5 separate regions of the Homo sapiens genome follow, and all the other regions are linked to region 1. The links are chromatin contacts, found by Hi-C in ENCODE. All regions are on one chromosome and are shown on one strand. Each heading gives the region's core, a stretch centred on a gene start or an enhancer-like site at or near the end of the contact. The rest is flanking DNA. Distances are from core to core; before and after follow the strand shown.

Region 1 (6,279 bases), core at 2,819-5,318:
GGAGATTACAAGATTGGCAAGAAGTCTGAATTGACAGCAGTTGTAGCACAAGAGGAAGTATTTTGACCCTTTACATGATTGGCTGATATATATTTTTTCAAAGGCAAATAGAGCTGCTTAAGCTGGTTTGTCTATGGCTGATTGGTTTAATTCTGTGGAATCATGCTAATAAGGGAAGAAAACTTATTCTTGTGCTTTGTTTATGTTTAGAGTTAGCATTTTGGAAAATCAGGTGCTAAAATTTTGGTTATGTGGCTATGGTGGTTGGTCTCGGAGTATCTAAACAATTGTTTCAGCTCTTTATCAATTCTAATGACTTTATTATATGCATTACCACCTTCTCCTCCTCTTCTTCATGCGGTTTTATTACCTTCTTTAATCCTCACGTCTGCCCTCTGAAATAGAAACTATTCCAGGCCAGGTGCGGTTGTTCACACCTGTAATCCCAGCACTTTGGGAGGCCAAGGCAGGTGGATCACTTGAGGCCAGAAGTTCAAGACCAGGCTGGCCAACATGGAGAAACCCTGTCTCTACTAAAAATACAAAAATTAGCCAGGCATGGTGGTGCATGCCTATAATCCCAGCTATCTGGGAGGCTGAGACACGAGAATTGCTTGAACCCAGGAGGCAGAGGCTGAAGTGAGCCGAGATCATGCCACTGCACTCCAGCCTGGGCAAGAGTGAGACTCTGTCTCAAAAAATAAATAAGTAAAATAAAGTATTCCAGTCATGTGCTACATAACATTTCAGCCAATGACGAACCACATACACGATGATGGTCCCGTGAGATTATAATATTGGCTGGGTGCAGGGGCTTAGGCCTGTAATCCCAGGACTTTGGAAGGTCAAGGCGGGAGGACCGCTTGAGGCCACAAGTTAGAGGCCAGCCTGGACAACATAGTGAGAATCTGTCTCCACAATAAATAAATAAATAAATAAATAAATAAAATTTTGTGTGTGTGTGTGTGTGTGTGTGTGTGTGTATATATATATATATTTTTTTTTTGAGACTGGATCTCACTCTGTCACCCAGGCTAGAGTGCAGTGGTGCGATCTCGGCTCACTGTAACCTCTGCCTCCCGGGTTCAAGCGAGTCTCCTGCCTCGGCCTTCCGAATAGCTGGGATTACAGGTGCGCCCCACCATGCCCAGCTAATTTTTGTATTTTTAGTAGAGACAGGGTTTTTCCATGTTGGTCAGGCTGGTCTCGAACTCCTGGCCTCAAGTGATCCACCCACCTCAGCCTCCCAAAGTGCTGGAATTACAGGCATGGGCCACTAGGCTGGCCAATACTGTGTTTATACTGTATCTGTGTTTAGATACGCAAATACTTACCATTGTGTTCAACTGTCTACAGTATTCAGTAAGGTAACATGCTGTAGAGGTTTGTAGTGTAGGAGCTATCAGCTATACCATATAGCCTAGGTGTATAGCAGGCTATCCCCATCTAGGTTTGTGTAAGTACACTCTGTGATCTCTGCACAATGACAAAATCGCTTAATGATGCATTTTTCAGAACGCATCCCTGTCATTAAGTGACTCATGACTGTATCTCTATTTCACAACTGAGGAAACTGAAACTCAGCGAAGTACATCACTTGCCCAAGGCCACACAGTGGGTAAATGGGACTAGGCATGGGATGCAGGCAGCCTGTCTTAGATCCCACGCTCGGATCCCATACCCTGCCTCCAGGGTCTCAGACTTTACGTTTTACTGAAAAGACAGCCTAATTCATGAGCAGCTGGATCTCAGAAAGGGAGCCAAGCTCCTTGGTACACAGATGGCCCAACCACGAATGGTATCTGAAGGGCTCAATAACAGGAGCCAGCCGGGTATCTTCTTCACCCTCTGGGGTGACCAAAGACACGAAGGACTGAGAGAAAGCCTTTAGAGGCCTCCCCCAAAATTTAATCCGTTTTTGTGATTGTTTCTCCTGGACTAGACTGCCTTGAGGATAAAATAAACATGAGCGCCTGGTGGCAGTGCAATACCTGAGTGGTACGTGGGCTCTGCAGGCCAACTGCCTGGAGGGAGGAAGCCCCATCACCACTACTTGTGTTTCTGTTCCCCATTTGCACCACACCCCTCCTTTGAGGGTAACTGAAGCCTCTGAGTTGTCAAGATCCTTAAAAGATGACAGTTTGAGAGAGAGAATAGTAGAATTAGAAACCCCAAGAGGCCAGGTGTGGTGGCTCACACCTGTAATCCCAGCACTTTGGGAGGCCGCGGACCCCGAGGTCAGGAGATCGAGATCATCCTGGCCAACATGGTGAAACTCGGTCTCTAATAAAAATAAAAAAAACTAGTTGGGTGTGGTGGCGCGCGCCTGTAGTCCCAGCTACTCAGGAGGCTGAGGCAGCAGAATCGCCTAAACCCGGGAGGTGGAGGTTGCCATGAGCCGAGATTGCACCACTGCACTCCAGCCTGGCGACAGAGCAAGACTCTGTCTCCAAAAAAGACAGAAAAAAAAAAAAAAAGAAACACCTTGGACAGGAAACATGTCTATGGGAGGAAGTAAGGCCAGATGCTTGCAAAATAGGGGGGAAAGTGAGACCGGGAGGGAACACTTCCAAAAGTTACCCCCATGGGGTCTGAATTTGGGGCCTGGGAAGGAATTTGGGTGCATTTAGATCCACCACTGATAGTCTCTATTTTGGCACCCTGTTTTGTTCCCGTATAGCACTTACCACTGTTCTAACTAAACAATTAATTTCATTATGGGTTGTGCAAAGTCTATGATTCTCATGCGGGACCCCAGGTGTGTTTTTTGTTCATGTAGCACAAAGCTCATTGCCTAAGTAGTAGGTAGGATTGGTAGATAAAATACAAGAAGTCCAGTTGTTTAAATTTTAATAAACAATGCATTTTTTTTTTTAGTATAAGTGGGTCCCATTTGCTTATCTGAAATTCAAATATAACTGGGCTTCTCCTATTTTATCTGCCAAATCTGACAACCCTGGTAGCAGGGACTTGATACATTTTTTTCCTTTTAGGGAGAATTTCTAAATCGACCAGTATTTATGGAAAATGCATAAGCGTTTTTTTGTTTTTTTTGTTTTTGCCTTGACTCTGCCCTACACTTGCGGTGCGACCCTTTGGCAAAATTCAGTCCCTTTCTATGCCTCAGTTTCCCCATCGGAAAAATGGGAGTTTGAACAGCGACCGAAGCGCAGGGATCGCCAGTGTGGGAGAGCGCCAGGTGAACTGTGAAGGAGCAGGGAGGGAGTTCGGGCCGTGCCCGTGCGGGACAACCCCGGTATCCACTCTGGGCACCGCCGGCGGCGACTCCCGCCAGCGCCTAGGGTGCCTCGGTCCCGCCCCTACGCAGCGGAGGCCGGCCAGAGGCCGTCGCCATGGAGACGCGAGCAGCCTGGCACCCACTCGCTCTCAAAGCCACGCGTTTCCGCTGCGTTGGAGCCTTCTCATTGGACGGCCGTCTGGACGCTACCACCCGCCCCGAGCCCGCTAAGGGGAGGGGGCGGGGCCTTATTCTCATGGGATTCGTTCCCTGGAGACCTGTGTCCGCGGCCTCTCTGGGAAAGCATGGGTCCTCTCCCTCACGCGGGGAAAAGGACTGCGTCTCTTAGGTCTGGAGAGTGTCCATTGCTTCTCCTACTAGAATTTATGCTCATGCTGCTCCCTGAGAAAAGAAGAGGGGGCGGGAAAGTCGGCCACGCCCCCTCCAGAGCCTATTTGGTCTCAGGAGCTAGAGCACCGGAAGTGCTGGCGACATGTCAGTGCGCCCTACCCTAAACCTTCCCCCCCCAGGCCACCTTTCCCATTCAGCTGTGGGATTCCGGGGCCGCCTGGGCGCTGCACCCGCCACTTCCGCATCGAACCGCCGCTTCAACCGAACTCACTCCCTCTGCGCGCGCTCCATCTGGTGCCCGACTGCTGGGCCGGCGCCTGGGAGAAGCCACGCCCTTTCCCGCGCCTGACAGCCAATGAGCGGGCGCCTCCCGGCGGGGTGGTGGGTAATTAATGAGGGCCGGGCGCTGATTGGCTGCAGCGTCGTGGCCGGGGGCAGGGCGGCGGGGTAGGTTGTTCCTGAGGTGGGAGGCGGTACCCGTGGCTGAGAAGAAGGAGGCCTGAGAGCGACATGTCCCCGGCGGCTCAGGCGGAGCGGCCCGTGGCGCTGTTTTTCTGAGTCCGGGGTGGCCTGGCAGCCGGCCGAGGACGAGGGTCGGCGGGGGCTGCCCCCGTGGTGGTGGCCGCCATGCTGGGAGCCTGGGCGGTTGAGGGAACCGCTGTGGCGCTCCTGCGACTGCTGCTGCTGCTGCTGCCGCCGGCGATCCGGGGACCCGGGCTCGGCGTGGCCGGCGTGGCCGGCGCGGCGGGGGCCGGGCTGCCCGAGAGCGTCATTTGGGCGGTCAACGCGGGTGGAGAGGCGCATGTGGACGTGCACGGGATCCACTTCCGCAAGGACCCTTTGGAAGGCCGGGTGGGCCGAGGTGAGAGTCCCCCTGCCGAGCCGCGGGATCCAGGGCCTGCTGTGCTGGGCGCAGCCGGCCGGGGGCTGCGGGCCCCGAGCCCCTTTCGACCCTGGGGCCGCGTCTCTGGAGCGAAGTTTCTCTCTGCAGCTTCTTCGGGGGCCCGCTCTGAGCTCAGGGCCTGGCACTGGCTCCAAGGTACCTAGAGTCATACAGGCAGAGAGTTGGCCAGAAGTTAGTTATATTTGGATTTCTCATCCTGCATTTTCTCAACCCCTCACTCCCATCCAAGCTGGGAGAGAAATGACGAAGGCGGCCTTTTGCTACCTCCAGGCCTCGCGGGTTGTAGGTCATGGGTGCCCCTGCTTCTCCTGTCGAGACAGTTCTTGGGAGATTCTCGTCGACCCAGGAATCGGCCGCTTTCCTTGCCCCTTCTGCAGGAGCGGGGCTTGATTCTTAGCCAGAATAGGAAGGAATCTTCGAAGAGAATGGGCCAGGAAAGTTTGATTGTAGCCTCCTCCCCCGCCCTCTTTTCGAGCGAAGAATATGTGTGCTTAAAAGTAGAATCGGCAGGCCGCCCCCAGAGGGTGGTTCTATCGAAGCCATCCTGCACGTGAGGCTGGTGGCTGTGTGTGAACTGGGTCAACCAGTGTAAGAATCCGAATGGTCTATCAGAGAATGCTTACAACCTCCCCTAGGTGATCCTGAGAGTTCTAATTCCAGCTTAGGGGGAAAATGATTGTGACTTAACTTGCTGGGCAACAGTGGTTTTTAACGGAGCTGCTCCCTTCCCAAAGTTAGTGTGTGTCAGAATTGCCAGGGCAGCTGGTTAAAAATGCAGATTCCTAGTCCCCACTCGAAATTGATTATAGTAGATTGAGCTTTTTTGCTGGGATCCAGGTTTCTGCACCAGGGGCTTGTGATGTAGGTTGCCCCGAGACCACCGTTTTGGAAGATCAGCTTTATAATCTTTGTTTCTTCTGTTGGAGGGATTGGAAAACAGGTTTCAGAAGGAAGTTCTTTGCTAGGAGATTGATACTGTATGCTGGGTTCAGAGGCTACCAAATTGGCAGTATGCCACCTCCAGACAACCAGGAGACAGACTCACTCTTCACTTTCTCTCATTCTTTTTCTGCGATGCCCAGATTTGGCTCTTGCTTTTACTAAAATAGTTAGTTCTTCCCAAGTCGATTGCAGTGTCCTGGAGTTTGTTATATTAAGGAGTTTATTGCCTTTCACACATGTGAGGGTCTTGGGACACAGGGCTGTTTTGTGAAGTTCTATGTTTGTCTTGGAGTTTGTTGAGCCCTGGCATGTAGATCACAGTAGCCTGGGTTCAGCTGACTCAGGGCTCCAGTCTTTAGCAGCGGTAACAGCAGCCAAAGCCAGACTTTATAGCAGGAGGTCATTACTATCTCTATCCTGGACCCTTCCTCTTTCTTCACGAGTGTGGGCAGGGAGGAAAGAGCCCTTGAGGAAACTAGACAGTTTGTGGACTTTGCCTCTTGAGATAGCGGTGGTGAGGGTGCTGAGCGGATGGTTTCTTTCACTTAGCAGATACCAGGCCTTACATTGGTTACATCGTCCTATTCAGTCTGTTGTGCAGAGAATAAAGCCGAGTAAGACCACACAGGTTTAGTTCCCAGATACTGCCCTTATTCAGAAATTCTGGTTTTAATTTGCTGATGCAGGTGGTGTGTGTGTGTGTGTGTGTGTGTGTGTGTTTCTTTGGCTTGGTCAGCAGTCAGCCAAGATCTGTGTCCTTGGGTTATTGGCTCATGGTTGCAGTTCCTTGGAAGGAGTTTATTGTAGCAGGTAAAATTACATGAGACCTACCAAAGCTTGTGTG
Region 2 (6,279 bases), core at 1,505-4,004, 840 kb after region 1:
TCCTATTCCCCGGGGGTGACTTCCACCTCCAGCTTTCCTTACTGATAATTATAAGGCTAACACCTGGTGACCCCTAGGCACTGTTTACTGTGGCCTTGATGTCCTGACCCTGACGCTGTATTCTCACCTCCTGCCTCATCAAGGTATAGCCAGCTAGGCAGGGCAAGCTCAAACCCCTTTCTCCAGGTCATTCTACTCCTCAGTCACCTTCAACGGTCTTCCTCTTCCAGGCAGCTCTCCTAGGTTACCTAGGAATAAAGCCTGAAGAATAGCACCATTTAAAATCTTCCTTGGCAGCCGGGCGCTATGGCTTATGCCTGTAATCCCAGCACTTTGGGAGGCTGAGGCAGCAGGATCACTTGAGGCCAGGAATTTGAGACCAGGTTGATCAACATGGAAAAACCCCGTCTCCACTAAAAACACAAAAGTTAGCCGGGCCCGGTAGCGTACGCTTGTAATCCCAGCTACTCAGGAGGCTGAGGCATGAGAATTGCTTAAACTTGGGAGGTGGAGGTTGCAGTGAGTCGAGATGGTGCCCAGTGCACTCCAGCCTAGGCAACAGGGTGAGACTCTGTCTCAAAAAAATGAAAAAATAATAAATAAATAAATAAATAAATAAATAAGGTCTTCCTTGGATGCATAGCTGAATTCTATCAGACATTCAAAGATGACTTGGCAAGCCAAGCAGATCACCTGAGGTCAGGAGTTTGAGACCAGCCTGGGCAACATGGTGAAACCCCATCTCTACTAAAAATACAAAAATTAGCCAGGCGTGGCGGCACATGCCTGTAATCCCAGCTACTTGGGAGGCTGAGGCTGGAGAATCGCTTGAACTTGGGAGGCGGAGGTTACAGTGAGCTGAGATCGTGCCACTGCACTCCAGCTTGGGTAACAAGAGTGAAACTCTGTCTCAAAAAAACAAAACAAAACAAAGATGACTTGGTACCAATCCTGTTGACACTATTCCAAAAGAGAGGGAAAGAGAGAATCCTCTCTGAATCATTCTATGAAGCCAGTATCACCCTAATACCCAAACCAGGAAAGGACATAACAAAAAGGAAACTAAAGACCAATATCCCTGATTAACATAGATGCAAAAAACCTCAACAAAATACTAGTAACTAAATCCAACAGCATATCAACAAGATAATCCCTCCATGATCAAGTGGGTTTCATGCCAGGGATGGTTTAACATACACATGTCGATAAATGTGATACACCACGTAAACAGAATTAAAAATTAAAAAATCACACGATCATCTGAATAGACACAGAAAAAGCATTTGACAAAATCCAGCATCCCTTTATGATGAAAGTCTTCCTAAACCATCAGCATCCTATGAGCTTTCAGAGAACTGAAGACTCCATGAACCACGGACTGGGAGGCGTGAGGTCAGTGTGGCAGGAGGAGAGGTGCCTAAGGTCACACTGTGGCAATGAAAACTCAGGTCAGAGGTGGGAAATGCCAGAATTCAATTCTCTGCTTCAATACAGAAAAACTCCCATCCAGGGAGCTGCAAACCCTTTCTGGGTTTCCCAAGACTCTCTCCTCAAAGCCACAAATCAAGTACCACGAATCTCAGATGTGTGTCTGTACGTGGCTCAGAGGGTGTGAATGCTGGAGAGAATCCCCAGGCCTGGGGAGGACCTAAAATACTCATCTAGGGGCTGGGCGCGGTGGCTCATGTCTGTAATCCCAGCATTTTGGGAGGCCGAGGCGGGTGGATCACTTGACCCTAGGAGTTCGAGACCTGCCTGGACAACATGGCAAAACCCCGTTGCTACTAAAAATACAAAAATTAGCCGGGCATGGTGGCGTGTACCTGTAATCTCAGCTACTAGGGAGGCTGAGGCAGGAGAATCGCTTGAACCCGGGAGGCGGAGGTTGCAGTGAGCCAAGATTGCACCACCATGCTCCAGCCTGGCGACAGAGCAAGACTCTGTCTCAAAAAAAAAAAAAAAGAAGAGCAGGCGCAGTGGCTCACGCCTGTAATCCCAGCACTTTGGGAGGCCAAGGTGGGCAGATCATGAGGTCAGGAGATCAAGACCATCCTGGCTAACACAGTGAAAACGTGTCTCTACTAAAAACACAAAAAATTAGCCAGGCATGGTGGCGGGTGCCTGTGGTCCCAGCTATTCGGGAAGCTGAGGCAGGAGAATGGTGTGAACCCGGGAGGCGGAGCTTGCAGTGAGCCGAGATTGCGCCACTGCACTCCAGCCTGGGCAACAGAGCAAGACTCCCTCTCAAAAAAAAAAAAAAAAAAAAAATACTAATCTAGGTCAGTGGACCCCAGTCTCTGGTCCTTTAGTTTTCACTGGTTGGAAACAGAATGAGAAAAACTATCAAAGTTAAAGTACTATCCTTTATTCTGACATTTTATACTTGTAACTTTTTTAGTGTCAGAATAGACCATGGGGTTTGTTGATCTTAACACCCATCTTTAGCAAAATTATAAGTTGGCAACTCTGTATCTGTTCCTAAGTTTTTTTTCACTGGTCCATGAAATCAATGGCTGGGAACCGCTGAACTATGCTGCACCCTCCCTCCCACCCTACCCCACCCCTGTATCTCAGAGGGTGGCAAATTCCAACTGTCCCTTTTCTACTTCCCAAAACTCCAGGGGAAAAAATCCTGGTATCTCAATGCATGACCCTTCAGGCCAGAAGTCTTTGCCAGGACCTAACTGGACTCCTGCTTGCAGCAACTCAAATGCACATTTCCTCTTCCTGCCTTCAATAGACAGCCACGCCCACACCCCTGCTGCCAGGGCTTCTCAAGACCTCCCCCAGCTTGCTTAAGTCACCAACATCAACACCCACACCATCCCACACAGGGGAAAAGTGATGAGCCACCTCCCAGCTCTGCATAAGGCCTGGACAGAGAGACTTAAGGCCTGTTAGGCTCAGAGGATGGGGTTGGGAGGGAACTTGAGGGTCCCAGAGTTCAGCTCCACCCCACCACCATTGTAGAGAGAGCTGAGGTGCAGAGAGAGGAAGAGACCAGCTAACGTCACAGAGTCAGCAGCAAGGCCAAGAGCCTTCCAGTCATCCTTTGAATCCAGGGCCAATCCAGCAACACCTGCAGAGTGGATTGAGCACAGCTTAGAAGGAGGATGCCACCTCCTTCCCGAGTCTCCACTACTCCACATCTGCCAGGGTGTCCCCTATAAACGCTGACCACCAAGTGCAGTTCCCTTCCATCCCAAGCAGGGGTCGGTCCCTTCCCTGAGCCAAGCAGGTCTGAGGACAGACCTGGGGCCATGGTAACAAAGTCATCCCCGCACTAAACCCTGCTACTTCCAAATGCCAAATCTCCCTAATAGGGAAGTCTCCAGTTTCTGCCCAACTTTCTAGAAGCACCCAGGTGTTGGAGGCCCCATCCCCATAGCAGGAACTGCTACTACAACCACCACTAGTGCTTGATGTCCAGACCTAAGACCAGTTTCTAGCCCAACTCTCAGAAACATCTTGGTGGCCTCAAAGGATACTCCTATCCTCTGGTCCAAGCTTCCACCCAGTTGTAGATTGTCTGCAAGCACCTTGAGTCATCCATATCTACTTTCTACTTGTATGCCTCCAGTGACAGGGAGCTCACTACCTAACAGAGCAAGTTATTTCAACACCACTCGGCTATACTCCTTTCAGGAGACAATCCTTCACCTGGCTGACTGCAGTTACCATATGCCTTCACTTCCTCATGTAAAGCAACCCAATTCCTCCTTCAAACACATCTCACCTGATGTGGTTTCCAGACACACCCACACCCCACTTCAGGTTGATTTAACCTCCAAAGTACAATGACCAAGAGGAACAAAACCTCCTTCCTACAGGCTAGGTGCGGTGGCTCACATGTGTAATCCTAGCACTTTGGGAGGCCAAGGAGGGAGAATCCCTTGAGGCCAGGAGTTGGAGACCAGCCGGGACAACATGGCAAAACCCCACCTCTACTAAAAATACAAAAATTAGCTGGGCATGTTGGCGCACGTCTGTAATCCCAGCTACTTGGGAGGCTGAGACTTGGGAGGCTGAGACTTGGGAGGCTGACATGAGAACTGCTTGAACCTGGGAGGTGAAGGTTGCAGTGAGCCAAGATCACGCCACTGCACCCTAGCCTGGGTGACAGAGCAAGACTGTCTCAAAAAAAAAAGAAAAAAAGCACAACTCCTATGTGTGGCCTGACCCCCTCCCTCTACACAGCAGGACTATCACCTCTCTCATCCTAGGTAGAATGCTTCCATTAATGCAACCTAAGAGATAATTCCCTGACCCCTAGGTCATCAGCCACATCTACTAGTGACTGAGCCAGGAACCAGCCAAAAGCCCTTAGTCCATCTCCAGTGAACTGGAGGCAAGGAGATCTGAACTCACTCAGCCCTCATGACCACCCTGGGGAAATCTTAATCCTATTTTACAGATGGGAATAGAGGCACGAAGAAGTGAAGTCACAGCCTCTAAGTGGTCGATCCAGAATTCCACCTGAGGCCATGCACAGCCCTTCCCCAGACCCTGCCTCAGGGCAAACCCACCCCCATTACCCAACACACAATCTCCACAGGAAGTCCTGCACAGGGATTCGAGTCTCCCCTGAGAGGGCCCAAGGCCTTCTCCAAGGGAGAGAGAATTCCAGCCCGTAGGTGGTAGATACAGGTGGGATGTGAGGGGAAAACTGCACGGCTTTTCCCTCCAGCCCACGGCTGGCTCCCCTCGGGGACTGCCAATGGCCTGTCAAACCCACCAGGCCCAGAGCAACCCTCAGGGGGCCTAAAACCCTGGCTCAGGCCGCAGGAGACTCGAGGAGCCCAGAGAGTGCCCCTGGAAACCTACCGGAAGGGATGAAAAATGTGTAGCCCTGCTTCAGCTCAATTCTTTGGCATCGTTCCACACGGTCTCCCAGAAAGATGTCACTCTGTTTGCCTGACAGCACCCACTCCTCGTACAGCGCCAAATTGTGCAGCGTTGGAGGAATCAGCCAAAAAATCTTGGGAGAAAACACAGGCAGTCAGCTGGAGACCCAGGCCCAGACAAGACCCAGAGAGAGGGCCCCACCTGCCTGGCGGAAGGGGAGGGGGCGAGACAAGCTGTGTGTGGGGTGGGGGGTGTGGAGAGATGGCAGATCCATCCCTCTGGACTCTCTGCAAGGCCAGGTCCCTAGAGCCTCTGGGGAGGCAGGAAGGGCTGTGCCCACCTTCAGGGAACCTCCATTCCTGCTGAAATCCCAGGATGGGAGTACTTCCTGGACTGGGTGGGACATGCTTTCTCCCGAACCACAGGCTTGTCTAGGAGGTGGGGGAAGGAGAGGAAGGGAATTTCCTAAGTTGTAAGATAAAATAGCCCAGTAAATAAACCCAGCTTGTGCATACTTTGGAGGAGGAGGAAAAACATCTGGAATCAAGTGGGTTGACTTCCTCCCAGAATTTCTTCCAACACGTTCAGTTAAAACAAACGCACATGCAGACCCAGCCAAGCAGGGTGGCACAGGCTTATTTTCAAGAAGCACCCACCTCCATCAGGGACACCCACATCCCCACGTGGACACGCAACAAAAGCAGACACAGGGAGCACCCTTAGCATTCTGTCCCCAGTGCAAAATGTTCCTAGAGGCAGGTGGTGCTGGCAACTAGACTTTAAAGTAAAAAGGTCCCAGGGCAGGAGCTGAGATGACAGCCAGAGAAGATGAATGCTGGACGTTCTCGAGCCAAACCCAAGCTTCAAATCTGGCCCAAGGAGCTTTGAACACCAGACTGGGTGAGTGGAGCAGGCCTGCATGGGTGACTAGATGCGATGTAAAAGGGCTGAACTTGACCTTGCCCTCCAGAAGGAGGAGGTGGTTCTAGGGAAAGAAGCGACCCTGGGCCAGGAGCCATGGCCCACGCCTACAATCCCAGCACTTTGGAAGACCAAGACGAGAGGATCACGTGAGCCCAGGACTTTGAGAACAAGTCCCAGCTACTCGAGAGCTGAGGTGGGAAGATCGCTTGAGCCCAGGAGGTGGAGGCTACAGCGAGCTGTGATTTCGCCACTGCACTCCACCCTGGGTGACAGAGCAAGACCCTATCTCTTAAAAAATAATAATTTTTTAAAAAAAAAGCCGGGCACAGTGGCTCACGCCTCTAATCCCAGCACTTTGGGAGGCCAAGGCGGGCGGATCACGAGGTCAGGAGATCGAGACCATCCTGGCTAACACGGTGAAACCCCGTCTCTACTAAAAATACAAAAAATTAGCAGGGCGTGGTAGCAGGCACTTGTAGTCCCAGCTACTCAGGAGGCTGAGGCAGGAGA
Region 3 (6,279 bases), core at 1,845-4,344, 710 kb after region 1:
TGGAGTGCAGTGGCGTGATCTCGGCTCACTACAAACTCTGCCTCCCGGGTTCACGCCATTCTCCTGCCTCAGCCTCCCAAGTAGCTGGGACTACAGGCGCCCGCCACCGCGCCCGGCTAATTTTTTGTATTTTTTAGTAGAGATGGGGCTTCACCGTTGTCTGGATCTCCTGACCTCGTGATCCGCCCGCCTTGGCCTCCCAAAGTGCTGGGATTACAGGCGTGAGCCACCGCGCCCAGCCTCCTAGAATGTTTTCATTACCCCAAAAGAAACCTGTGTCTAGTAGCAGTCACTCCATTTCCCCCCTCCTCCTTCAGAGACCTTAATCACTACTCTACTTTCTATCTCTATGGATTGGCTTATTTTGGACATTTCCTGTAAATGGAATCATACAATATATAATCTTTTTGTATCTAGCTTTTTTCACTTAGCATTATTATTTTCTTTTTCTTTTCTTTTCTTTTCTTTTTTTTTTTTTTTTTGAGACAGGGCCTTGCTCTGTCGCTCAGGCTGGAGTGCAGTGGCGCAATTTTGGCTCACCGCAGCCTCAACCTCCTGGGTTCAAGAGATTCTCCCACCTCTGGCTCCCGAGTAGCTGGGATTACAGGCGTGCGTCGCCACATCCGGCTATTTTTTTTTTTTTTTTTTTTTGTATTTTTAGTAGAGATAGGGTTTCACCACGTTGGCCAGGCTGGTCTCGAACACCTGACCTCATGTGATCCGCCCGCCTCCGCCTCCTGAAGCCTTAGGACTACAGGAGTGAGTCACTGTACTCAGCCAGCCGCATGATGTTTTCAAGGTTCATCCATGTTGCAGTATGTATCAGTACTTCATTCCTTTTTTGGTCTAATAATATTCCACTGCATAGAGAGACCACATTTCCTTTAACCATTTCTCAGATAATGGACATTTGGGTTGTTTTTACTTTTTGACTATTATGAATAATGCTGCTAAGAACCATTAGCATGTACGTTTTTCTGTGGACCTAGGTTTTCATTTCTCTCGGGTATACACCTAGGAGTGGAATTTCTGGGTCTTATGGTAACTCTGTATGTTTTAACATTTTTGGGCCGGGCGCGGTGGCTCACGCCTGTAATCCCAGCACTTTGGGAGGCCGAGGTGGGCGGATCACGAGGTCAGGAGATCGAGACCATCCTGGCTAACACGGTGAAACCCGTCTCTACTAAAAATACAAAAAACTAGCCGGGCGCGGTGGCGGGCGCCTGTAGTCCCAGCTACTTGGGAGGCTGAGGCAGGAGAATGGCGTGAACCCAGGAGACGGAGCTTGCAGTGAGCAGAAATCGCGCCATTGCACTCCAGCCTGGGCGACAGAGCGAGACTCCGTCTCAAAAAAAAAAAAATTTTTTTTTTTAAGAATTGTCAGGCATTTTCATAGCAGCTGCATCATTTTACATTCCCACCATTCATGTATGAAGATTCCAAATTCTCCACATCCTCACCATCTATTTTCTTTCTTTTTAATGTTACCCATCCTTGCAGGCGCACAGCGGTATCCATGGATTTGATGTGCATTTCCTTGATAGTTAATGATGTTGAGCATCTTTCATGTGCTTATTAACTCTGGAGGTAGACCTGCCAGGCCTTTTCTAATGAGGGACAACCATGGCTTTGTACCCCAAGAACATTTTTATTGAGTTGCTTTGTGTCTAGATCATTAGGAGAATTAATTAATACTTTCTCTTCCAATGAAGCTCAGCTGCGTCCTACATCGTGAATGAAAGGCTTTCTGTACATTTTTCCAAAAAAAACCTAGGACTATTATGGATAAGAAGTGACATTATCTGAGCAGCACTTGAAGCAAGAGAAATACATACTCTGATGCATTATTTCAGTCTAAGGAAGTGGCCTGCCACGCACTCTCTCTCTCTCCGTGTGTTTTAATCTAATATAGCACAACTTGTCGAAGCAAATCTATAATGTATATAAATAACAGAACAGTCTTAGGTCCTCATGAAGAGCGAACTGACTTTTTTATGTTTAAAATCTTAAATACTGGTTAAGTTAGAGGTGAGATTAAAAAGTGTAGGAAAATCGGCTGGGCCCGGTGGCTAATCTCAGCACTTTGGAAGGCCGAGGTGGGCGGCTCACCTGAGGCCAGGAGTTCTAGACCAGCCTGGCCAACACAGTGAAAACCAGTCTCTACTAAAAATAGAAAAAATTAGCCGGGTGTGGGGCGGGCGCACGAAGTCCCAGCTACTAGGGAGGCTGAGGCAGGAGAATCCTTTGAACCCGGGAGACGGAGGTTGCAGTGAGCCGAGATCACACTATTGCACTCCAGCCTGGGCAAGAGCAAGACCTTGTCAAAAATAAAAAAAAGGTGTAGGAAAATAAACTGTCATCCAGTACAGCTGAAGAAATCGATACCTTAATTTACAACCTCAGTTTCTCTGTCCAAAGGCAATTCCAAGACTCGAGCAAATTCTTTTATTATGCTACGATTTTGGTTATTTTGAATACAGCTTTTCAAAGAGCCCTTGGGATTTGAGAGCCCTTGGTTTTCTAAGTGTTTTCAATAAGTCTTGTTTTTAAAGGCCGCGTCCTAGCGAGTGCAGCTGCCGCTCCTTACCGGACCCACGAGTGAGGAGCCCCGAGGTCATCACCGAGCATGAACGCGGGAACGTCTGGGAAGGAAATCTGAGGCCCTGCTCTGACGGTCATAACAAAGGCCTTCGAGCCAACCGGCGTGTTCAAATTCACCACGGCCCTTCCCGCGCTCCCCTCCCCGGAAACTTGACCACCTAGCCCAGAAAGCCGCAGCAGCTTCCTCAGGGACGCTATCTCCCATTTCAAACACCCAACCGAGAAAGCAGCGCCGCAGCGCGCCTTCCGCCACGCCCAGGTCCGCAGGTCTTCGCTCGGGGCGGAAAAGAATCCTCCCCGCGCACTCCCAGCCAGGAGGAACGCCAGAGGCCCCGCCCAATCCCTGTCGCTTCATTGGCTCTGGTGACCGGCCTCCCGAAAGTCGGCTTCCTATTGGTCGTCGTGGCCGCCGCTCTGCGCTTTTACCGGGGCACGCGGCGAGCGTGACCACGCCCCTTACGTCCGGACGCTCGGTCGCCTCCCGGGGCGCGGTAATCACCGCCCAGAGGGAAGGAGGTCGGCAGTGTGAGGAGCTGCTATGGTGCTGAGTTTCCTGGTAGAGCCGGCCGAGCTGAGGCGGTCGCGGCCATGAAGGTGAGGGGCCGGTGGAGCCGGACAGACCCTCCTCGCCAATCCTATCCTGCCAGGGCACCTGAAGCGCCTCCTTTCTTTCCGCCTTAGCGGTTACCTAGTCGTCATCTCGGAGAGCTGCGCTGAGGGGGGTCGCTTGCCCGGCTTCAGGTGCCCCAACCGAGCCAGGGCAGGCTGCCGGACCCTCTCGAGCTCCTCCAGTGCCACCCCCGTCAGCGACCCGAGCGGTGGGGAGAAGCCGGGCGTCCCTAGCGTTCGCGCCGGGTGGGCCCCTCTCTGCGCCGGGCCCTGTGCGCCTCCTCGGGGGCCTGAGGCAGAGCCGCCAGGGCTCGCCTGAGCCTCGGTCCCTTGGCGCGCGGCGTGCCCTTTCCCGCCCCGAGTCCTTGAACTAACCCAAGTGTTGGGGACATCGTGGGACCGAGGAGAACAGGAGGGGTGCAGGGGGTGGTGAGGCTAGGGCCAGGCTAACGGGTTAAAGAACTCTCAGGGTGGGGATGCCACCCGGAAGGGGTGCTTCGTAGGCTGCACGTCGGGGCCGCGAACTAGAGAAGGCTGGATGTGCCTCCATCGCCACTAGGTAAACGCAGCAAGGAATTTGGCAGCTTGAGTTCTCCAAGGTGGGAGTGAGAGCGTGGGAGCATTACTGATGAGAAGTTGAAGAAAAGGGGAAAGGGGAGCGGGGTTTCCGGCCTACTTCTGAGAGATGATTCTCAACCCGATCACTGAGAGTTCTGAAGAGCTTTGTGAACAGCAGTCAGTTCAGGGTATTGATTCATTTGCCGAACTCAAACCAAGTGGGATGAGTCATAAGGTGATGATAACTTTCAGACCTAGATGGTTTCGTTAATCTCAGTGCAGAGGTGTGCTGGGGGTGGGTAATCTAGCAGGTGAGCTGCTAGATTAACGCTGTCTCCATAAAGCGTCAAAGATTTACTATAGAAGATTGAAAAAGAGTGTCAGCTGGTCACAGAAATTCAGCACATGTTTTGTTGAACGTTTTCTGTGCGTTAGCCAAGAGGGAGACATGGTGAAGAGAAGTAATTCAAAATACAGTCTCATCCCTTAGGAAGGCAGTTTACCATTCAAAAGAAGAGTTATTTGTAAGTAACCATATTACAAGGCAGAAGGCTATAGGTATCAAAAAAAAAAAAAAAAAAAAGGCAGGGACAAAACACAGGAGCCAGAAAGGATACTTCTGGCTACAGAAAGCAAGGAATATTTTTGGAATAGGTAACTTTGGAACTGTGCCTTGAAGTATGAGGATATTGTAAAAGCTTATTTTTAACTTTCCAGTTTAGTTATAAAATATTATTACAGCTTGAAATATCTATTAAAGTATCTAGAAGTAGCTTTATTTCCTGAAAACCACCCTCTGCTGTGTTAAGATCCAAAAACAAAGCAGGGATCTTTATATATAATGCCTCGAAGAATCAGTATCTTTATTAATATTAAATTTGTGGCCCATTAAGGAACTAGCTATCGAAGGAAAGAATTAGAGACAGGTCCAGTGTTGAAATTTTTAAACAAGTTCTTTGAAAACAGACGTGTGTTTTGAATTGAAGTGGAAGGTACTACTTTCTAAGATGAAATTTTAGAAACAAAGTTTGGTGGCAATTGAAATTATAGAAAAGATACGTATTTTCAGAAGCAAAATATGGACCTGAATAGACATCAGCCTGTGCCAGATGACAGTTATAAATGATGCTTTTGTTTTTGTGAAACTGGATTTACACCATTGAGGATTTGGGCTGTTAAATGTTTATTATTTAACTTAATGTTGATTTATATTGAAATTGTTTAATTGTGGGTATGCTCATCTGTAGATTTCTGGGCAGAGACTGATTCCTGATGTCATGGAATGCTAACATGTGAATGTTCATGTAAGGAAATACTTCTTTCTGTGGAATTAAAATTACATTAAAAGCTAAGCAAGTATACCTGGCCGGGTGCAATAGCTCACGCCTATAATCCCAGCACTTTGGGAGGCCAAGGCAGATGGATCACTTGAGGTCAGGAGTTCGAGAACAGCTTGGCCAACATAGCAAAACCCTGTCTCGATTAAAAATTATTTTAAAAAGAAAAAAAGGAAAAAAAAAGTTAAGCAGTTAAAAATAAACAAGAAAAGCTAAGCAATTATATGGATAAGTACATGTTCACTCAAACCTGGAGCAGCTGGTTTTAGTATATGTACGGAATGGGTATTTACTTTCTCCCTTTGGCGTTTTGGTTTGGTTTGGTTTGGTTTGGTTTAGAAACTGATGTTTTGAAATAGGTCTTACCTCTCAGACTCAAGTAACTTTTTAACCTTGCAGTAACATCCAATCAACTTCCTATAAGGGATTAAAAAAAAAAATCCAAATTGGTGCCCTGTGTTAATTTGATTTAATCCTCTTTCCCATTTTTCCTTATTTATATTGATCTCACCATTAATTGTGCTAATCTGGGTTCTTCCAAGCTCAAAATGAGATATCAAGGAGAAAGTAATCTACTGAATGTAATTCCTTTTCCTTTTTTTTTCTCTGAAAGGTGGGGGAGTGGTACTAAGGATCAAGTATACTGTTAAAAGAAAACAAAAACCCAAGCATGAGGAAGGTAACATTTGTATCTATAGCACATGTTATTGTAATAATCGATCAGTTTGGCCAATGTCTTGTCTAAAAGTATTACATTTTAGAGTTCATCATCTGTTTTTGCAACCTGCTTAATGTCCAAATGGTATGAGAGAAATAATTTAGGATGTAGAATTCCTTCCTTTGTGGTATATGGTCGGATATTTGGTCACTAAGAAAGAGTTAGGTCCCTGCATATTGTATTTCAGTTGAAGCAGCAGTTTTGATAAGAAATCCTTTCACATTCTAAGGAGCATATGTTTCTCAAATGGCTCTAAATAGGATAAAGAGGCCGGGCGCGGTGGCTCACGCCTGTAGTCCCAGCACTTTGGGAGGCCGAGGCAGGCAGATCACAAGGTCAGGAGGTTGAGACCATCCTGGCTAACACAGTGAAACCCTGTCTCTACTAAAAATACAAAAAATTAGCTGGATGTGGTGGCGGGCGCCTGTAGTCCCAGCTACTCTGGAGGCTGAGGCA
Region 4 (6,279 bases), core at 1,026-3,525, 600 kb before region 1:
CAGAAGTTGTAGTGAGCTGAGATCACGCCATTGCACTCCAGCCTGGGCAACAGAACGGGGACTCTGTCTCAAAAAAAAAAAAAAAAATTACTCATACTCTAACCTCACTTCCACACACACTTTCCCCCTCCCTTCTGTTCTCTTTCATCATTTTCATTATCTCTATTTCCGTTTTACCTTTGGGTCCCCTTTTCTTTCTGGTCAGAACCTCATGTCATGGTGTCTGTCAGTTTCTAGTTCATTTTAGAAATTATTCTTGGTGAATCCCACATAACGATGTATCTTTGCTGCTTGGATTTCCACTATATTTAGTTAATGGATACTTAAGTAACAGTGTGATAAGGCTGGGGTGCAGCGGCTCAGGCCTGCAATCCCAGCGCTTTGGGAGGCTGAGGCAGGTGGATCACTTGAGGTCAGGTGTTCGAGACCAACCTGGCCAACATGGTGAAACCCCATCCCTACCCAAACAAAAAAAAAAGAAGTAGCCAGGTTGGAGGATCACAAATTCAGGAGGCGGAGGTTGCAGTAAGCCAAGATTGCACCACTGCCCTCCAGCTTGGGTGACAGAGTGAGGCCCTATCTCAAAAAAAAGTAACAGTGTGATAGAGGAGGCAGCATACCTTTATGAATAACAGTGAAATTGTGTGATGGAATAAAATGGTAAAATGAAGATGCTTATCGTGGAAGTCCACTAGAAATCAAAAGCAGAAGGAGGCCAGGCAAGGGCGCCTGTAATCCTAGCACTTTGGGAGGCCAAAATGGGAGGATTGCTTGAGCCTAGGGGTTCAAGACCAGCCTGGGGAACATAATGAGACCCTGTCTCTACTAAAAATACAAATAAAAAATTAGCTGAGTGTGGTGGTACATTCTTGGAGTCGCAGAGGTGGGAGGATCACTTGAGCCCAGAAGGTTGAGGCTGCAGTGAGCTGTGATCATGCCACTGCACTCCAGCCTGGATGACAGAGCAAGATCCTGCCTCAAAAAAAAAAAAAAAAAAAAAAGGCAGAATGAAGATAGAAGTACACATGGGTTGGTTACCTTCTCTCAGACAAGAAGCTGAACATTAAGATCATATTCTGTCATCAGCATGGAAGGTGGGATGGAAGGTGGGGGATACAAACAGAGAAAGTGTCAGGGTGCAGGAGAGAAGAAGCAAGTTGTCCAGTCTTTCTCCCTTTAAAAAAAAAAAAAAAAAAAAGTAAAACCTAGCTCTGCCACCTGGGTGAGCAAATCTACATGAAACCTTGTAATGCATGCTCTTGCCTGCTTTCAAAGGAGGCCCAGTTACTATCCAGGAGTCTGATTAGACTTGCAAATTCTCCCCTCTGGAAGGATGCCCCCAGTAGGGAGAACTCTGGAGCAAGGGTCCTGTCCTTCCTGGACTCCTATAGAACAGGGCTGGCTGGGCAGTTAGGTTACTCTGGGAGGATAGTTCTTTTCCCATACCTTAGAAATGAATTTTTGTTATACAAGAATTGAGACGACAAGCCTAAGGAATCATTTAAAGAGGAAACCACACCCCCCATTTGTATAGTAACTTAGTTTTACCAGATACTTCTTCCATATACGTTATCTCTGATTCTCCATCCTGGCCGCACATTACAATCATCTGGGGAGCGCTCAGACACCAGGAACCTCACCAGAACAATACAGTTGAAATCACGGGGTGGGGTCAGTTGGGTGGGGCCCACTTCTTTCCCCCTTGATTTTAATGTGTAGTCAGGGGTGAGAATCCCTAAGAAATATAACTTCCTTCTCGTCACTGGGCTGCAGAAACCTTAAGGTGCACCTTCTCCTATACAATAAATGAGTTTCAGGAAAATTAAGTAGCAATTTTTTTATCTCCTTGCAGGTGAAGGGCCTTCACTAAAACCAAAAATAAATCTTGGGCTAGCAATCTGCCTTACAAAAACAAGTCAGTTACTAGTGGTTTCATTTGTAAAAAGGAATTATTCGAGCCCTTGGAATATTCCTATTTTTAAAATGTGATTAATGTGTTGATCCTGGTCTGGGGTTTCCCATGAATGACGAGCACTTATTCCTTGGTGAGCAAATGTCCCAACGGTGCAGCGCGTGGCCAGGATTGGAGGTCGTCCAGGCAGCCCCTGCCTCAGGGCGTTTTTTGGCAAGGAAGGGAACCCCACCATGCCCGGCGCTGCGCCGCGGCTGTAGCCCTGGGCCCATCTGTCCCTCGCCGGCAACGTTAGTCAGCACATTCCTGGGGCTCCCGCTGCTCTCGGCGCCACCTGCCGGGGGACGCCGGAAGCTCAGGAGGCTGTGGCTGTCGTGGGGCACCACGGGTTCTGACGCTACTGGAGGGGTGTCCATGGCAACCGATGCCGCGTGAGGATTTCCGCTGTTTGCTGCCAGCCAATAGCAGTGGGTGTGACGGAGGCAGCCTTCGGCATCTGAGCCCTCAGCATCCATTAGACGGGCTCGGGTCCCGTCGCTGCCGCAGTGGGCGGGGCTGACGCGGTGGCTGAGCTGTCTGGAGCGGTTTCTCTAGGGAAGGCAGGCGGGCCGGCGGGCGGGGCGCACTTGCGGTGTCGGCACAGGTGACTAATTGCTCGGTAGACCTGAAGCCAAAGAAGAAGTGCTGGTCGCAGCAGTGGCCTGAGCACTTTGCAAGTGGGATCCACCTGTTCCTTTTTCTGGCCGCACTTCGGTTAGTGCGGTCGGTGTTGTGAAGCTCGAGCTAGGCGGCCTCTGCAGGCGGATCCTCTAGCTGCCCTTGAGCCCTGCACATTAGTCGCTGGCCCTGTACAAGGAGCATGCTTTTGTTAGCTTTGCTGTTTTGAGTGCTTAAGGGAGCGATTAATGAAGGCAAGGGCTAAATAATACACGTTTCTGCAGTTGGGCAACCAGGGCTGCCTCTGCAGAGGTCCTTCCACCTTTATTCCCGTTCCCCTGCCCTCGAAAAAAATTAATTTTCTTTTGCATTGAACAGCCGTGATTTAGGAATGTTGGGAAAGGTGAACAAAGTAATACGTGAAACACAAATGTGAAAATAAAAAAATGCAAAATAATGTCGGAGGAGTTACCCATCAGTAATCATCACCCAGAGATAACCAACTAGACATTTTTGTGCATATCCTTGAACACACAGGCAGTTTTTTGTTTTGTTTTGAGACAGAGTTTCGCTCTTGTTGCCCAGGCTGGAGTGCAGTGGCGTGATCTTGGCTCACTGTAACCTCCGCCTCCTGGATTCAAGTGATCTCCTACCTCAGCCTCCTGAGTAGCTGGGATTACAGGCAGCATGCGCCACCACGCCCGGCAAATTTTTGTATTTTTAGTAGAGGCGGGGTTTCTCCTTGTTGGTCAGGCTGGTCTCGAACTCCCAACCTCAGGTGATCCGCCCACCTTGGCCTCCCAAAGTGCTGGGGATTAGAGGCGTGAGCCACAGCACCCTGCGGACACAGGCAGTTTTTGTTTTACAAAACTAGTATTATACTAGACCTTGTTTTCTGGTGCTTTTTCCACTCAGCAATATGTTATGAACTGTCAATAAATATTCTACCTCATGGTTTTTTGTGGGGTTTTGTTTTTATTTTTTTGAGACGGAGTCTTGCTCTATTGCCCAGGCTGGAGTGCAGTGGCACAATCTGGGCTCACTGCAAGCTCCACCTCCCAGGTTCAAGCGATTCTCCTGCCTCAGCCTCCCGAGTAGCTGGGATTACAGGCACCTGCCACCACACCCAGCTAATTTTTGTATTTTTAGCAGAGATGGGTTTTCGCCATGTTGGCCAGGCTGGTCTCGAACTCCTGACCTCAGGTGATCCTTCCACCTTGGCCTCCCAAAGTGCTGGGATTACAGGCACGAGCCACCGCGCCTGGCCACACTTTATGGGGTTTTTTTGTTTTTTTGAGACGGAGTCTTGTTCTGTCACCCAGGCTGCAGTGCAGTGGCGCGATCTGGGCTTACTGCAAGCTCCGCCTCCCGGGTTCACGCCATTCTCCTGCCTCAGCCTCGCCAGTAGCTGGGACTACAGGCACCTGCCGCCATGCCTGGCTAATTTTTGGTATTTTTAGTAGAGACGGGGTTTCACTGTTAGCCAGGATGGTCTCAATCTCCTGACCTCGTGATCCGCCCGCCTTGGCCTCCCAAAGTGCTGGAATTACAGGGGTGAGCCACCGCACCCGGCCTACTTTATGGTTTTTACTGGTGACTGTATTCCATCCCATCATTCATGACCACTTGGCTACTCTGACTAGCTAAGCTATAGTGATCACCACTGTGTGGCTATCTTCGCACACCTCTGTATCTTCAGGACAGTTCCCCTAAGGGGGATTGCTAACTACAAGGAATCCCTTCTATACCAGCAGGACAAGGTTCCTGCCTTCCAGTGGGGAATGGGCCATTTTGGGAAAGGATGAGTAGCTCCTTTATGCTGTGTGAGGCTTTTGATCCCCTCTGGGTTCCAGTCCTTATTTTAGTATTGTCCTTTTTCAACGTGTGTGTGTGTGTGTGTATGTGTGTGTGTGTGGGGTGTGACGGAGTTCTGCTCTTTCAACGTGTGTGTGGCGTGTGTGTGTGACGGAGTTCTGCTCTTTCAACGTGTGTGTGTGTGTGGTGTGTGTGTGTGTGACGGAGTTCTGCTCTTTTTGCCCAGGATGGAGTGCAATGGTGCAATCTCGGCTCACTGCAACCTCCTTCTCCTGGGTTCAAGCAATTCTCCTGCCTCAGCCCGAGTAACTGGGATTACAGGCATGTGCCACCACGCCTGGCTAATTTTGTATTTTTAGTAGAGACAGGGTTTCTCCATGTTGGTCAGGCTGGTCTCGAACCCTCGATCTCAGGTGATCCACCCGCCTCGGCCTCCCAAAGTGCTGGGATTACAGGCATGAGCCACCACACCCGGCCTCAACTTCTGTTTCTTTATCCGTGAGGTGGGGATGACAAATATTCCTTTCACCTACAGGTTGGTTATGAAAACTGGGAGAATATATGTGAAAACATGTTGCAAACTAACCCTCTGCAGGCAACATCATAGTTATTGTTGCAGCTGCTATTTGTTGTGAGTTCAGGGTCAGAGCCTGTTTCCTCATCCTGGGACTCCAGGTGCCCCAAGTAAAGACCAAGATGCCTCTGGCACAAGGTGTCCATGTTCACCCTGGCTTGTCTGTTCTCAGGAAGAATGCTGTGGAGCTGGAACTTGCCAAGTGCAGGATGGATATGATGTCTCTGAACAGCCAGTTGCTGGATGCCATTCAGCAGAAACTGAACCTCTCGCAGCAGCTGGAAGCTTGGCAGGTAAACTGGAGCCTGAGATCCAGGGCGAGAGGAGACTCCAGGAGGAATCTCTGAACCCAGGCAGAGTGTAAGGAGAGTTTGCCACTGGAGGGTTCCATGTGACTGGGTGAACAGCACATCCCAGTCTTCACCTGGCAAGATCCAGAGCTCATGTCCCCTAGTCCTTGGGGAAGAATGCTTAAGGATGCTTTTGAGCGACAGTGCCCAGGCTGCTGCTGTCTGGAGATGTAGTGATCTCCAGACTTGGAATGGGGCCCCCTTTCAGCTGGTTGTCTGGGCTTTAAGCTGGAAAGAAACAACTGGTTAACATGGAGGCCCAGGAAGCTCAGTATAATTGCATGAAAATTCACAGCGGGATGCGGCTCAGCAACCCTCCTGCAGCCAGCAGCTGCTACCCTTCCCCTTCTCAAGGGCCAGCCTCCATTTTCCAAAGAGCACTGTGCTGGCACAGGCCCTGGGGAAGAGGAGTCAGTGGGTCCCTCTCTAGACCCACTGTTTTCAGGGTCCAGCATGGCTCCCCCACTGGACTGGGCTGTGGCTGGCTGGGTTTTGTTCGTGAGGTTGAGGTAGCACAGTTTTAGGATATGGGTATAAACATTAATATTTCTCCCCAAGAATTCTCATCCAGACAGATGAAAAGCCGTCTGTGGCTTTACAAGGTAAGCCCCCCGTGGAGGGCAGGTTGTTGGTGACCATTCCTCCCAGGGCCCCATGGGGCTGGCAGCCAGAACACTGGCCCCACCGCAGGGTGCCCGTCCCTGGCTCCTTGGCTCCTGCATGGCAGCCAGCTGGCCGCGCCCTGGCTGACCGCTGCTCTCTCTCTTCTCTCCCGGCTACAGTTTGCTTCCTCAGGGCTTTTTACTATCTGGCTCCTTTGGTTTCTGATCTAGTGGCCTTTCTCAGTTCCCGTATCAACAGCTTTAGTTGTACACCCCTCCTGCCTTTGAGGTGAGCCTGAGCCCTACATCCCATCCACCGTCTCGCCCTGCCATTGCTGTGCTGCCCCGCCGCCTCCCCTCATGGCCCAC
Region 5 (6,279 bases), core at 1,824-4,323, 550 kb before region 1:
TCTATATCAGGGTCCTCCCCATGGGCTCCAGGGATCCTGTCTGCCTTGTTCATCTCTACACCTTCAGGATAATGCCAAGTGAACAAGCGGGTGCAGGCTGATGTCATCACAGACGAGGCTCAATCGAATCAGGCCCCTCAGAAACTCCGTGGGTTCCCGGTGCTGCGGGGGGAGGCAGTCACTCTTGGGAACCTCATTACTCAAGGCAAGGTCCATGCACAGCACCACTGACACTGTTGCTGAGAGCTGGTTAGAGTACCAGGCATGGCCCCATCTCACTAAAATACACCCTGGCTCTGACTTCTGTGCACAGTAATGCTTCAGAAGCACGCCATATCACACGGGCCACAGGAGCCCTGCTGGCACATTCCTTGGCTTTCCTAACTAGGGCCTGGCACATAGCACAGTAACCACACCAAGAAGTGCTGGGCCAACTAGAAGAGGAAGGAGGGAAAAGAGAGGTATTAAGATGGGAACCCAGGTCTGTATCTAATTTTACAAAACTACGGTGCCTAGAAAGAATGCCTAAAATAGCGATTCCTAACTTGATTCAGAGTCACGGGTCAATTTGAGAATCTGACAAAAAGTTAGGCTTTATTGCAGTGTAAAGCACACACAGAAACCCCCTACATTCCATCCCTAAGTGTTCAGCGATCTCCTGGAGGCCGTCCACGGAGAACTAGCACACAACTAGTTGAGGGCGCACTGCTGGTGGTCTCTGATCCTAGGACCTCCTCACAAGCCAGGTGTTAGGGCTTAAACACATGCTTGGCCCCCACTCACCTTAACGAACAGGCTGGAAAGTTTGGCCGGCAACTGCCCTCCGCCTGTCTCGATGTGGTGTCTCATGAGAAAGCCCATGCCCCGGACCCCGCTCACCGCAATGGGGATCTGTGGAGAACAGACAGCGCTAGACGGGAGGCCCCCCACCCCTTCCCCAGAGCCAGGAAAACCCCAGTTCCTAGTAATCTCCAGGACCCTCCACTACATCACCACCACATCACCCCTTACACCATGACAGCTCTCAGGCAGGCTGCCCCGGCTGAGGCAGATGAGTACAGTCACTGGTTCCCAGGAACAGGGATCCAAGACCTGACCCAGAAGGGGCATCTAGATTCTTCAACCCAAATTCCTTGTTTAGATGATGAAACTGGGGCCCAAAGGGATCAAGTGCTGGTCCAAGGGCACAGCAAGTTACTGACAAAGGTAAAATTAGACCCAAGCTTCTTAAGCCCCAGTCTGGGGTCCACCCGCGCTGTGTCCACAAGGTGCTGCCTATGGGATGTGGCCTATGCCTATGGGATATGGCCCGAATGCCTTACCCTGTCCGCCGTGGCACTGCTCAGGATCATTTCCTGAACATCACTGCTATATCTGCCGGCACAAAGTCTGCCAGGAGCCACATTCACAGCCACGGAAAGTGCCAGGCTCCGCCCGTGCCGAACCATCCAGTCAATGCCGGACACGTCCGCTGGGTGGAAGGACACGACTGGGATCAACCGGTATTTTACAGCATGTCCCCAGCACCCATGAGGCCCATGGGCCCACCCCGCTGGAGACCAGTGTGCTGACCCAGAGCACAAGGAAAACTCCAGGCCACATTCACATGGACCTCCCTGCTATCTTGGCAGAAGCTCCCCAAAGTGGCACATTAAGGAAAGTAAGGAAAGCCTGCTCATGAACCACTCCGGGCTTACAGCTGTGTTCTTTGAGCAGAGACACTCAGGGCTACGGGACCACTGCAAATTCAGTATTGTTTGTTTGTTTTAGAGACAGGGCCTCGCTCTGTCGCCCAGGCTAGAGTGCAGGGGCGTGATCAAGGCTCACTGCAACCTTCAACTCTTGGGCTCAACTGATCCTCCCACCTCAGCCTCCTGAGTAGCTGGGACTACAGGTGAGTGCCACCACCCCTGGCCTGGATTTTGCTTTAACTGCTGGATTCCCAAGGAAAGGACAGTCCAGTTGCTAAAAGATCCTCTGAGGGAGGGAGGGAGATGCCCGTCGACTCTTCGCTAGGGCTGAGAGGCCCAGGTCCCTGAAGGGGAACTCTCCAGTGTACTTACCCAGCAAGCACTGCTGTAGAACGGCACTAAGCTCCTCTTCAGTCAAAAAGGCACACAGTTCCCCTAGGCACCCGGCTGAGGAGATGCGAGTGTTGTCCTGACAGGGAAGAGAAGGGAGTGAGGGGGTGCAGGGAACAACACCAGCTGTGTGGGAACCAAGGCAGGCAGCTCTAGAGCCCAGGATGGACAGCAACAAAGAAGGTGGAAAAGCCAACTCAGAGACTCAAGATCCAGTCCTTCCTGTAGGCACTCGTGCTCCCCTGCCAGATTGGGCTGCCACTGGTATGGAGTTAAACATTACACAGCCAGCACTTCACTTAATTATAGAAAACCCCAGTGTGTATGCATATGGTAATCATCCTTGTAATAGCAGTAATAACTGTATTTACATAGCATCTTTCTTCTTAGGAAGGCTGAATGTTTCATATTTATTATCTCAATTACTATCAACAGCCCTGTGAGGCAGGGAGGGGCGGGAGGGGCAGGAGGGGAGGCACCTGCCCCCAGCCACCAGGGAAGCCGGCTAGAGACGGCCACTCTGAGCTCCTTTCTCCCACAGAGTTTGTGTCATCTTGTGGCCAGAATGACTCCTGCTATCTCCCTACTGCATGAGTGCCCCACTGCCACCGAAATTACTTGGGTTCATCCTAGGAAGTCAAACTAAAGCCACTAATCAAGCCAAGGAAGATAAGGAAAGGCAAGCACTTCCTGTTCAAATCAGAGCCAGGTACGCGAGCGGCTCCGTGCTCCTCCCTGGCCAGCTAACTATGGAATACCAAGAGAGGATTTTAAGTTATGTTCCTTATTACAGGTGCCAACTCAACATGTCCCCAAAACAAACCACCAACCAGGGACTCAATAACCCAAAAAGCTAATGCCAGGCTGGCACCCTGAACTGCCACCTTCAATCTGAGTGGAGGTTCAGAGGGTAAGAGAATGGACTGCCAGCAGTTTGGGCCTCTGAGCTCGAAGCAGAAGCCCAGGTGCCAAGCTAAAGCTGGCTCTGACACCGACTCTCTCCAACTTCATCTATTTTAAGCTGCACTGTGGTAAAATGCAAATATGTTTCAATACTAACTTTTGCTTGCACTGTACACATGACTCTGTAGAAGCCCTGAAAGACTGTGACCAAGACAGCAGACTTTCCTGTCTGTCCCCACAGAGAAGGCTGGGGCTGGAGTCCGACAGCTGGCGCCTGGGGACCAGAACTAGGCCTTTGGAGCCATGGGAAGTGCAGCAGCAAGTGTGTGTGTTGCAGGTGTGGGCAGGAGGAGTGTGTGTGGGTGTGTGTGTGTGTCAATGACGTGTAAAACCATGTGAGCCCAAAGGCCCTCTCCTCCTAGATTGGCCCTACAAAGTAAATTAGACCACAACAGAGGGCTGTCTGAAAAGGGAACAGAAAACTCTTCTCCATAGACTCAACTCCCTACTGGCCCCACAGTGCTCGCAGCCAAATATTTGACAGATGCTTCCAGACTAGGTGAGGCTGATGGAACTGGGACAGAACCAGGAGTCCAGGGCTTCTGGTTTGGACTCTACTACTTGCTGGGTATGGCCCAGACAAGTCTCACCCTCGAAAATAGACCTCTAAGACTTGCCACCGGGACACACCCTGGAGACCATTTATCCCACTACACACTAAGTTTCTTGAGGTCTGTGACCACGAGGTCTATGCACCTCTGGGATAGGCCCTTTAGCTCGGCAAATGTTTCACAAAACAATAAATAAACCTCTTCATTTTACAAAAGTGGAAATGAGAGGCAGACAGAGAAAGTGACTTCTTTAAGATCAGAGAGCAAATAGGTGAGAGGTCTGGGTCTCTACAAAGCTTACTTGCCTCATCTATAAAATAGAAATAACCGGCCGGGCGCGGTGGCTCATGCCTGTTAATCCCAGCACTTTCGGAGCCCGAGGCGGGTGGATCACCTGAGGTCAGGAGTTTGAGACCAGACTGACCAACATGGTGAAACCCTATCTCTACTAAAAGTACAAGTATTAGCTGGGTATGGTGGCGGACACCTGTAATCCCAGCTACTCGGGAGACCGAGGCAGGAGAATCGCTTGATAGGAGGCGGAGGCTGCAGTGAGCCGAGATTGTGCCACTTCACTCCGGCCTGGGTGACACAGCAAGACTCAGCCAAAAAACAAACAAACAAACGGAAATAACCAATATATCCACAATACCTGCCCCGTTTCCCTTGAAACCCGAGGAAATGTTGGTGAAGCATACAGGGTGATAGAAATGTCAGGAATGCTTATTACTACTGAGCTGTACTGGTTCTAACACAAAGTGAAGAACTCAACCTAAGGAGGAGGAGGGAAACCAGTGGTCCAGTGCTGCCACTAGTCCTGCCTGCAGCCGTACCTCATCGTGTCCCAGCATGCTCAGCAGGAGTGAGACGATGTTTTTCCGGATGACGGCATCCACTTTGGCCCCTGCTCCCTGAATCACAAACCTCAGGGCCTGCAGCATGGTGTCCCTGCAGAAGCAATGCACCGCCTTAAGCCCTGGGTGCCTCCACCACCACCCCTCCTGCCAGCGCAGGCTCGGCCCACAGCAACCCCTGGCCTCCTGGAGGCCACAGTGCTCCCTTGCCAGCGCCGTACCTGACACCTGGGTCCTCCATGGCGCGGATGCCATTGAGCAGCTCTGTGAAGAGGGGGTCCACCTTAATGTGGATGGAAATGAGCTTCCCCAGAGCATCTGCGGCCTTCAGGCGCACCCCCCGGTTGGAGTCCTGCAGGGCTTTGGTGAAAGTGGTCTGCAGCTGGGGCAGGAAGGGCTTCAGGGCAATCCCAACCTGTGGGAGGAACCCACATCCATGAAAGACAGTTGTGGTAGACCCAAAGCCACAGTGTACCACAGGCATGAGAACAAATGACAATCCCAAACCACCACAGCGAGTCCAGCTCTCATACAGGGCTGGGGACAGATAGCCCGTCAGAGAGGCCAAACACAGACAGGTTTCGCTTGGCCTCCTGGTCATATCCAGCATGCTTTGATACACTGGAGGAGCAGGAGGCCGAGGAGGCGGCGGCCGCTATCTGAGGGAGCTGTCTCGCAGCCTTGGCTGCGTTGGGGTTTGGCTTAGTGGAGACCTGTCCATATCGATAAGTGACTCAAATCCTCCTCTGAATACATTAACAAGCAGGGCAGACTATCGGCAGTACTGAAGCACAGTTCTAATGCCAAGACAGGGAAAGGGACTCAGTGTATAATTGCAGAGCCCATCTACTGAGCAACTGACAGCAGGATACGCACTCCACATTCAGCCCTCAGAACAAGCCTGTGAAACAAATGACCTTGGAGAATCCTCCCTGCACAAATGTGTACCCACCTAACTAAAAATCCAGTTCAACCCCTGACTATACAGAAACACAGGCACACTTTTGATACAATACAGGTGGGTCCAAGAGTAAAGATTTACTTACTGTTTTTTGTTTTGTTTTTTTTTTGAGACGGAGTTTCGCTCTTGTTGCCCAGGCTGGAGTGCAAGGCGCGATCTCAGCTCACTGCAACCTCCGCCTCCCGGGTTTAAGCAATTCTCCTGCCTCAGCCTCCTGAGTAGCTGGGATTACAGGCACCCGCCACAATGCCCGGCTAATTTTGTATTTTCAGTAGAGACAGGGTTTCTCCATGTTGGTCAGGCTGGTCTCGAACTCCCGACCTCAGGTAATCTGCCCACCTCGGCCTCCCAAAGTGCTGGGATTACAGGCTTGAGCCACCACGCCCGGCTTACTTATTGTTAATTAGGAAAACCAGAGTGACTGTTTGGAGGTTCAGTGCCAATGAAGGTCTGGAAATACTGGAGTTGGGTGGGTGTGCAGGCTGTGGCAGGCACACAAAGGGGATAGGGGGAGCTGGTAAATCTGAGCTGTGCGAGGTCAGGAGTTCGAGACCAGCCTGGTGAAACCCTGTCTCTACTAAAAATACAAAAAAATTAGCCAGGTGTAGTGGCAGACACCTGTAATCCCAGCTACTTGGGAGGCTGAGGCAGAAGAATTGCTTGAACCCAGGAGGCGGAGGTTGCAGTGAGCCGAGATCGCGCCACTGCACTCCAGCTCTGGGTGACAGAGTTAGACTCTGTCTCAAAAACAAAACAAAACAAAACAAAAAACAAAAAAAAACAAAAACTGCAATATCTTTAAACAATGTTTTCCTTGTATTTACGTGGTCCTGAATTTTTTCCTTTGAAAAAGTAGTTTTTCAAAATAA

The links. Hi-C counts contacts between places; a loop is a spot of excess contacts on that map. Pooled maps may share reads with other maps.
Region 2: a loop to region 1 is called in a pooled map, with 2.8 times the contacts of the local background. The contact joins the enhancer-like site here to the promoter of MLEC in region 1. A Hi-C loop is called at or near these places in 2 of 37 single-sample maps with no recorded cell type and 8 of 50 pooled maps.
Region 3: a map of CD8-positive, alpha-beta T cell shows a loop between it and region 1 (22-fold over the local background). The contact joins the promoter of RNF34 here to the promoter of MLEC in region 1. A Hi-C loop is called at or near these places in 2 of 168 maps with a recorded cell type or tissue (CD8-positive, alpha-beta T cell and naive thymus-derived CD4-positive, alpha-beta T cell), 4 of 37 single-sample maps with no recorded cell type and 12 of 50 pooled maps.
Region 4: a loop to region 1 is called in a pooled map, with 13 times the contacts of the local background. The contact joins the enhancer-like site here to the promoter of MLEC in region 1. A Hi-C loop is called at or near these places in 7 of 50 pooled maps.
Region 5: a loop to region 1 is called in a pooled map, with 4 times the contacts of the local background. The contact joins the enhancer-like site here to the promoter of MLEC in region 1. A Hi-C loop is called at or near these places in 6 of 37 single-sample maps with no recorded cell type and 2 of 50 pooled maps.

Annotation. Positions count from the first base shown.
Region 1 is chr12:120,683,081-120,689,359 of GRCh38, forward strand. MLEC (malectin) reads left to right here and starts at 4,069. Exons shown (of 5, transcript NM_014730.4): 1 at 4,069-4,451. The coding sequence starts at 4,217. LOC105370029 (a long non-coding RNA gene) reads right to left here and starts at 4,069. Exons shown (of 3, transcript XR_945449.3): 1 at 3,774-4,069. RefSeq lists silencers at 1,984-2,073, 3,188-3,287, 4,128-4,427 and enhancers at 3,448-3,557, 3,648-3,777, 3,872-4,373.
Region 2 is chr12:121,527,982-121,534,260 of GRCh38, forward strand. It overlaps KDM2B (lysine demethylase 2B), which reads right to left. Exons shown (of 23, transcript NM_032590.5): 8 at 4,825-4,978. Among named protein-coding and RNA genes, the nearest start is that of KDM2B-DT, 49 kb to the right of the region's middle. RefSeq lists enhancers at 1,517-2,018, 5,489-6,159. Within about 2 kb of position 2,755, at least 23 of the 41 ENCODE cell types and tissues checked have a DNase peak (open chromatin) inside an H3K27ac peak, as active enhancers do.
Region 3 is chr12:121,397,024-121,403,302 of GRCh38, forward strand. It overlaps RNF34 (ring finger protein 34), which reads left to right and starts at 3,095. Exons shown (of 6, transcript NM_025126.4): 1 at 3,095-3,195. The coding sequence starts at 3,190. RefSeq lists enhancers at 2,638-2,717, 3,203-3,734, 3,735-4,266.
Region 4 is chr12:120,084,821-120,091,099 of GRCh38, forward strand. It overlaps BICDL1 (BICD family like cargo adaptor 1), which reads left to right. Exons shown (of 10, transcript NM_001367886.1): 9 at 5,131-5,251. Among named protein-coding and RNA genes, the nearest start is that of RAB35, 29 kb to the right of the region's middle. RefSeq lists enhancers at 2,505-2,584, 5,959-6,279. Within about 2 kb of position 2,276, at least 21 of the 41 ENCODE cell types and tissues checked have a DNase peak (open chromatin) inside an H3K27ac peak, as active enhancers do.
Region 5 is chr12:120,129,863-120,136,141 of GRCh38, forward strand. It overlaps GCN1 (GCN1 activator of EIF2AK4), which reads right to left. Exons shown (of 58, transcript NM_006836.2): 52 at 4,671-4,864; 53 at 4,429-4,543; 54 at 2,064-2,160; 55 at 1,323-1,471; 56 at 784-891. Among named protein-coding and RNA genes, the nearest start is that of RAB35-AS1, 16 kb to the left of the region's middle. RefSeq lists enhancers at 2,986-3,035, 3,246-3,445. Within about 2 kb of position 3,074, at least 3 of the 41 ENCODE cell types and tissues checked have a DNase peak (open chromatin) inside an H3K27ac peak, as active enhancers do.